2 separate regions of the Homo sapiens genome follow, and region 2 is linked to region 1. The links are chromatin contacts, found by Hi-C or POLR2A ChIA-PET in ENCODE. All regions are on one chromosome and are shown on one strand. Each heading gives the region's core, a stretch centred on a gene start or an enhancer-like site at or near the end of the contact. The rest is flanking DNA. Distances are from core to core; before and after follow the strand shown. Region 1 holds the start of TLR7 (toll like receptor 7). Region 2 has its middle 6.8 kb from the start of TLR8-AS1.

The links. A loop is a pair of places that touch in the nucleus more often than their neighbours do. ChIA-PET counts read pairs that join two places held with the same protein, here RNA polymerase II (POLR2A). Pooled maps may share reads with other maps.
Region 2: a pooled map shows a loop between it and region 1 (3-fold over the local background). The contact joins the enhancer-like site here to the promoter of TLR7 in region 1. A Hi-C loop is called at or near these places in 1 of 168 maps with a recorded cell type or tissue (OCI-LY7), 1 of 37 single-sample maps with no recorded cell type and 2 of 50 pooled maps. POLR2A ChIA-PET finds 5 or more read pairs at or near these places in 2 of 52 experiments (OCI-LY7 and T-cell).

Annotation. Positions count from the first base shown.
Region 1 is chrX:12,865,142-12,868,981 of GRCh38, forward strand. It overlaps TLR7 (toll like receptor 7), which reads left to right and starts at 1,931. Exons shown (of 3, transcript NM_016562.4): 1 at 1,931-1,982; 2 at 2,340-2,440. The coding sequence starts at 2,438. RefSeq lists enhancers at 2,769-2,838, 2,859-2,978.
Region 2 is chrX:12,948,183-12,952,022 of GRCh38, forward strand. No RefSeq gene overlaps it. Among named protein-coding and RNA genes, the nearest start is that of TLR8-AS1, 6.8 kb to the left of the region's middle. RefSeq lists cis regulatory regions at 1,988-2,400, 2,670-3,099 and enhancers at 2,028-2,322, 2,728-3,022, 2,953-3,182. Within about 2 kb of position 2,134, at least 31 of the 41 ENCODE cell types and tissues checked have a DNase peak (open chromatin) inside an H3K27ac peak, as active enhancers do; they include OCI-LY7, where a contact is called at or near this core.

The sequences.
Region 1 (3,840 bases), core at 681-3,180:
CACCCTTTGTTATATGAAAGGAGATATTTGTGGATAATGTAACCCCAGTCTTCATGATAAACAAAAAGGCCCAGCTGATTTCCAAAATGCACCCCAGTTTAGAATCAGTCTGGCAAGTATCACATGAAATCCTATTGGTATTTGATTGGGATCACACAGCATTTGCAAATCAATTTAAGCAACATTTCTATTTTTACAATATTGTGGCCTCTAGCCCCAATAACAATTATTTCTCTTCATTTACTTATATCTTTGTGTCTGGGCAGGGTCCTGCCAGGAAACAGACGGCATGTTAAAGTGAGAAACTGATGAGTTCAGCAAAGTGACTATTTATATATTTGGACAGGATTTAAGGAAGTAAGAAAGGATGATGCAACACTTCAGAGGGGAGTCTTTCCGACCTCAGGCTGAAGGAGAAGGAACGATTACTGGAATTCAGGGAGGAGAGCATCACCAAACAAGAGCTTCATTAGAGGACTGCAGCCAACGCAGGGCCAGGCGGAGGGAGCCAGAGGGAGGCAGGCTCTGCTCTCCCTCTTCCTGCCCTTCAGTTTCCAACCACGGCCTCCTATTGGCCAAACCCAACCAGAAGCCAGCGAGCAAGGGGCTACTGATGAAGCACATATAGCTCAGCCTCCAGAGACACAGAACAGGATAAAAGGCTGAGACAGTGGGTCTGGTGGGGCAAAGAGAAAGCTTGCACCTGCCAGGTAAAGCATTATAGTCCCCATCCTCCCCCCACCACCTTAGTTCTTGTGCATTTCCCATCAGTTTTCTTCCAAAGCATTTCAGATCTCACTGATTTGAATGGGACCTCTTCTTCTATTACCAATTTGGATCAGTAATTATTTATGTATGAGAAAACTATTGATTTTTACATATCGTTGCATAGCAGAGTGGTTTAATAAGGAGACATTTGGTTTTTACTGCCTGTGTGGGTATCACTTGCTATGTGACTTGAGGCAAATCCAATATTTCTTCTGTTATAAATTCCAGTATTTGTAAAAAATGGGTAATAAGATCTCTATTTTATATAGTTTTAGTATTTAATGAGATAATACATATAAAGTCATTAAAACAGTGTCTGGCTCATAAAAAACCCTCAATAAATGTCACTTATTACTGTATCTGGTTTTTGAGCTGCTCTATTGCACCATTGAGTTTTCAGCCCAGTATATGTTAACCCTGATCATTATCTGCAGAAGTCCCCGTGCCACACTCTACATCATCCAAATTCTCTCCAGGTGGACTAAGTAGATTAAAGAACTTTAAACATAACTACCATATTTTGGCTCTATCTACAAAATGTCCAATAATCAGTTAAGAAAGGAACAATTCTCTTGGGGCCCACACTTTGAGAAGCAAATGCAGCTGAACTTTTTTAGAGGAAAGTGAGTGAACCAACTGGTAGCTTTGCCACTGCTTAAAAACCAGCATCCTTTCCAGCTGGGTCTAAGACAGAATAAGGTAAATTTAGATATGTCTCTAATATATCTATAGAACAGTGGTTCTCAACCCGGGGTGTTTTTGCCCCTTAGGGGATAATTTGCAATGTCTGGAGACATCTGTGATTGTCATAACTGGAAGGGGGCAGTGCTATTGGCATCTAGTGGGTATAGAGCAAGGGTGCTACCAAATATCCTATGGTGCAACAGAGAATTATCTGGTCAAAAATGTAAATAGTGCTGAGGGTGAGAAACCCTGCTATAAAAACGAAAGAAATTTGGTCTACAGAGTTGTTTGGATTTAGACAAGACGTTGCCCCAATAGTGGTGATAGAAATAAGAGGAACCCCGTGCTTTTGCAAAGCCCATATCTGGGGTGGCTTAAATAATCATGCTCCTCCCCATCCCCCGACCTGATCTTTGTAGTTGGAAACTCCAGGGCTGGCTGCCTGTAGTCTTTGTGACTACACTTCCTGCCTCCCATCACTTCATCTCAGAAGACTCCAGATATAGGATCACTCCATGCCATCAAGAAAGGTATTTTAAACATTGGAACACATATAGATAATTTAAGTAGGTAGATGTATGTGCTGTTATAAGGAAGTGGGGAGGAGAGAAGAGGGAACCGAAATCATATGCACAAAAATTTTTTTTAGAATATAAATAAAAAATGTGGTAGTCTAAAATGTCAATTCTTCAAAGATAAAGTTAGGCTTTCAGTAACGTTAGAAATGGTTTTCTGGAATATGTCTCCAGTCTACCTAACTTTGAGGAAGTAAATACTGTAAATAGATGTTTCAAACGCATTTTAAAGCAATGATCCTAGCATGTCTTTAAGCTACAGTATTGTGCTGTCTTTGAAATGTAAACTTTGATGTCTTCTCTTTCTCTTAGTTGATGCTATTGGGCCCATCTCAAGCTGATCTTGGCACCTCTCATGCTCTGCTCTCTTCAACCAGACCTCTACATTCCATTTTGGAAGAAGACTAAAAATGGTAAGAACAGCTCAGAGAACCTTAAAAAGTGTTATCTGTAATCTTTGTGGAAACAACTGAAACCAGCTGGCAAGAGCAATATTGAAGAATCTGTACTTAGGTTATTTGCTGGGGGAAAGTGCTTCCTGATATTTCACAATTGGCATTAATGAAGGGGGCATGTCACAATTTCAGATTAATCAACGCTTGCTCTGTTCAACTTCCTACAAGAATTAAATATGTGCTGTGGGGAGGAGGAGCAGATGTTTGAATTGGGGACATAGCTTCTATGTATCTCATTTCTTCAGCCTACAATTTTGGCTTTAAAGCCATAACAAATCACTGAATTACTGAAGTTACTTTGTGCTTTTTCCAGCATATGGTGTTGTCTTAATGACTGTGTGGATGAAAGTGTGTGGGCAGGCTCATAGCAATAAAATACGGGAAATCCCCGGGCTTGAGTGCTGTCAAAGAAAACTAAATTTGGACAGTAGATAAAGATACTATCAGGACTATTGCAATCGGCAGAAAGAGACCTCAGTATAGAAAGGGGCTCAATTCCAAATACAGCCAAAGACCAGTAAAGATTTCTGGCCAAGGAGTAGAGTGGGGGTCAGTGGATGGAAAATTACTAAGAGGAAACATCAAGGGTAAAAGGATTCTGGCTAAACCGACCTGACAGGATTCTTGCTGAAGACAGGCCAGGGTGATCAGACCTCACCTGTGGATGGTGGGAGATGAGGAATTTGATCAGATATTGAGGGTGATCACATACCAAGAGGAGTGGATTATCAATAAAATGACTTAGCAGGATTCCTGCTTGAACTGGGCAATGCAAAGATGGACATGAAGCCAAAGGCCGAAGCCTAGGGGTGTAGTAGAGCCTGATTAAGTTGAATTAAGGAGAGTCTTTGTCAGCGCTGGCTCTCCCAGTCACTAGTTGGGGGGGCCTTGTGCCTGTCATCAAAGTCCTCTGAAACTCAATTTCTCTGACTATGAAATAGGCATTAGAATCCCTCCCCTGTTGCCTTCCAGGGCCACTGTGAGGCTCAAATAATAGACTATTTTTCAAGTCCTTTGCAAGTGGTATGATGCAAGTGTGAGTTATTAGGTATGCCAAAACTTAGTCGGAAAAAGACGTCAAGGGCCTTTTTCTGAAATTATTTTGTCACTTAAATCAGACACATTCTAGATCCGAATGTTAGCTCCTAGGCTCATTTTGTGTCAAAGTTCTAATGAAGCATTAACCATGGGGCTATTGTTACAAAGGAAACAACTGCTTACGGTTTCATTTCCTAGAAACCCAGATGTCTATTTTAATGCAAACCTATGCCCACATCTGTCTTTGCCCCTTGATGGGTGGCATAATGGGAATGATAGTAATACAGAGAGCTCACATTTCTTGACCACTCAACTATCAT
Region 2 (3,840 bases), core at 884-3,383, 83 kb after region 1:
GGTCAAGTTGGCAGTGACCCAGGTGAGCCCCCAGGAAACTGCACTTCCACAGCCAAAACGTGGCCATCCACCAACTTAGGCATGACAGTTACAGTTTTGAACCTGCTATTAAGTCCCACAATTCTCTTGGTTAGTTAGAGTAATCAAACCTGTCAAGGGTAGGCAGAACTGGAGGAGTGAAGAATGGTTTTGAGGGTACAGTGGAAAAATCAACTTTGGAGTATGACAAGCCAGCCTCAACACTCAGTCACTCTTACCAGCTGTGAGATCTTAGGTGGGTTTATCACTGGCTGTGAGCTTGACTTGCCTATCTATACTATAAAGGAATAAAAGCCCCTTCAGGTGGTTTTTCTTAAATAAATGGAATAGACCTGTCATGTGCTGGTAAATGTTTAACAACTGGTTCTCAAGGTGGTGGGGGCAGCCCTGATTTGGAGTATTTCCATGGTGTAAATACTGTCACCATGGCAGATCTCAAGACACCAGTGTGACAGCTCTGAATGTGGAATTGGGAAGAGGTATGCGCCATCTGGGATAAACCATCTCCTAGTACCTACCTAGAATGCAGCAGACACTCAGGATGTTATCCCCTGCCCTTCCCCCTCATAGGAACATCTATGCTGACAGAGACCTTTGCCATTATTAAAGCATTTTTACAAACACTATCTCATTACATTCTCAGGTGAGATGGGCAGGGCGGGTCTTATTTCTACTTTTTACAGACAAGAAGCCTCAGGCTCAGAGAGACTGGACAAAATTGCTCAGGGGCACACAGCAAGTAATCTACAAAATGAGCATAGCAGGCAGAGTAGCAGCCCCAAAACATGTCTGCATCCTAATCCCTGGAACCTATGAATATTTGGTTACATGGCAAAAGGGAATTTTGACTGCAGACGGATTTAATATTGCTAGTCAGGTGACCTCCAAGTAGGGAGATCATCCTAGATTATCCGGGTGGGCCTAGTGTAGTGACAAGGGCCCTTAAAAGTGAAGGAGGGCAGCTCAAGAGGAGAGTCAGGGGGAAATGTGACTATGCAGGACTGGTCAGAGAGATGTGACATTGCCAGCTTTGAAGATGGAGGAAGCAAGGAATCTAGAAGGCCTCTAGAAGCTGGAAAGGCAGGGAAGCAGCTTCTCCCCCAGAACCTCCATGAAAAGATGTAGCCTACCAGGTACGTTGATTTTGGCCCAGTGAGACTTCTGACCTCCAGAACTTTAAGATGATCAATTTGTGTTGTTTAAGCTGCTGGATCTGTGGTCCTTTGCTACTACAGGGATAGGAAATGAATTCAACGGGACTGGCAATCAGATCTCCTTATCCCTCAAATCTCAGCTCAAATTTCACCTCTTGAGGGAGCCATGTTTTTCCTGCCTTTTCTAGGCCTCTGGTTTTACCCGAGTTCTGATAATATCTGGCTTTAGGCACTCACCAGATGGTTGTGAATCTTTGCATACTTGCTGGTTTTCTCCCTAATCCCCAAGTGGCAAGAATATTCTTTTCACTTTGCATCACTTTCCACTAGCACAGCTCCTTCCCCAAGACCACAGCATAATAACTGCATTCAGAATGTGTGAGTGTGAAAATAGAGGAATGAATGAATGGGAGCTGACATTAACAATAGTACTGCACCCCAGCACCACCAGGAATCACGATGCTGAGCTGTCACTGTTGCAGAACAATTAAAAGCATCTCCTGCTAGTATCCTGAGCTACCTACCCCCTTCCTGCAGGAAAGACTTCCCGTCTTCCCACTGGCTCACAGAAGTGGCCTTTTCCTCCGGAAACCAGCGTGCATCTGTTAGCATCTTTTGTCTTTTGTGGGAAAGGGAGGATTCTGGCTCCAGACTGAAGAGGGACAGGCATGGTGTGTGGGTTCACAGAGCCCCAGACTCCAGACTCTGATGCCAGCATCTTTGTCTCAGCAAAGGTCATAATTGGATTTGGATGTTTAAGGCAGTCACTGATTTACTGTTCTCATTTTTCAAGTGTGAGAAATACTAACTCTGTGCTTTGCTTACTTCTAAAGGAACAAAGGCAGTATGAGCAGCCTTTAAATACTGCCACATAATACACTGAGAGCAGACATGACCACGTGCTACAAAGAGTCAGGGCTACGTAGGAAAGTTCACATCGGCGTGGGAAGTGAAAGTAAGCCACGTCACCGTTTCTGTCACGTGACAGCTGTGGGGTGTGGAGCAACTCACTGAGCCTCTTTCCTGGTGTGTAAGATGGGGATAATGATAGCTCCCATTCACTGACCGCTTCCAAAGTGCCTGACCCTGTTCTAAGCCTTCACTGTCATCCTGATTTTATAGTTAGACAGTTTGTCAGTGTCAGAAGCAGAATTGGCTACATAGTTTGCAAGTCCAGTGCCCTGGTTCAAAAATGATTAAGAATTTCAAGATGGTGGTAGCAGAGCAAAAAACCAAGCCCGGAGCCCTCCTTAGTGTGGCTCTTATGTGACTGCACAGGCTGCACACCCTGGGCAGAATTAGTATACAAATCCTGCAGCCTGACTCCAGAACCTTCCATCTTAACATCTATGCCACAAGAGCTGTCTCCTAAGGTGGCCGTGAGGTTGGAAATGAGACTAAGGCATTCCTGGCAGAGGGCACAGTGTGAATGATCTGGAAATACAGGCGTGGACAGGAAGATGAGGAAGGAATGATAAACTCTCATGGCTAAAGCTTTGGTGAGCTGAAGGAAACAGAAGTGTGCTGGTAGGCAGTACTGGCTGCAAACTGTGCCCTCCCTGAAGGCCAACTATAAAGTGCAAGGCCCTTGTACTTTATAGGCGACTGGTGTTGAGGATCGCTGGAAGGTTTAGAAGCAGGGGGTAGCATGGACGCAGGCAGAGAACTGCCCCTAGGGGGAAGTGTGGAGCAGAGCAGACTGGGGCCTGGGCACCCGCTAGAGGAGGCCGTTACAACCACACTCTAGGGATCTCATAGTGAGAGGCTCAGGGAGTAGAGGAAGGAAACAGGGAAAACTGAAGGTCTTCAAGGTAAGTAGAAATTATAGCTTTGGAATACGATCTGGAAACAGGAAACTGGGGGAAAGGAAAAGCTTCTGATGCCTGCTGGCCTGGCCTTCTGTTTGAGCGCCATCAGGCCCGTATGGAGTATCATGATGTACACAGACTGCCTTTGCACCCATAGAAAACAGGGTACATCTCTTCAGGAAGTAGAAACTCTTTGAGCAAAAGAAATCGATTTAACTTCCTAAAAACAACAGCTGTTACTGGCTATAAACTCAGTCATTTCTCAATTTGGGTTTTTCCCCCAAAATATTCCCTTCCAATTTTCAGAGGCATAATCAGTTCTGTGATTATGTTGCTTGCACATAATTAGATCACACAGTAATAATAATAACTGTAAACTCTGGAGGAAACAGAGTGCAATTAAAACCAGAAAGAAAAAAATCTCCCAAACCTCTCCCAGATTCTTCTCTCAAACTTGGGAGTGGGGCACCTCAAGCCCAGTGAAGGAATCAACATATTTTACCCCAAAATATATTTCTTTGACATATTTTGAGATGGCTGTTCACAGGGCCCGCAAACAGAAGCAGCCCTACAAAACTGTCTCATGTGGCGAAGATTTGCATCTGCAGAGAAAAACTACGTTGATACAGCCAGGCTTTCTCTGAGGCTCTCTCTTGTCCATATCTAGGAAAAACTGAGAGTCTGATACCTTTAAAGGTCTGAAAGAAACATTTACTATCTATTCTGTCTGAGAGCGGCTACCTCTGAGATTTCTCCTATGTAACAAGAACGCCTTTGCCAGCCAGGCCTCCTCTTCTCCCCATGCCATAATCTCTTTGCCAAGATCCAAGCCTCCAGTC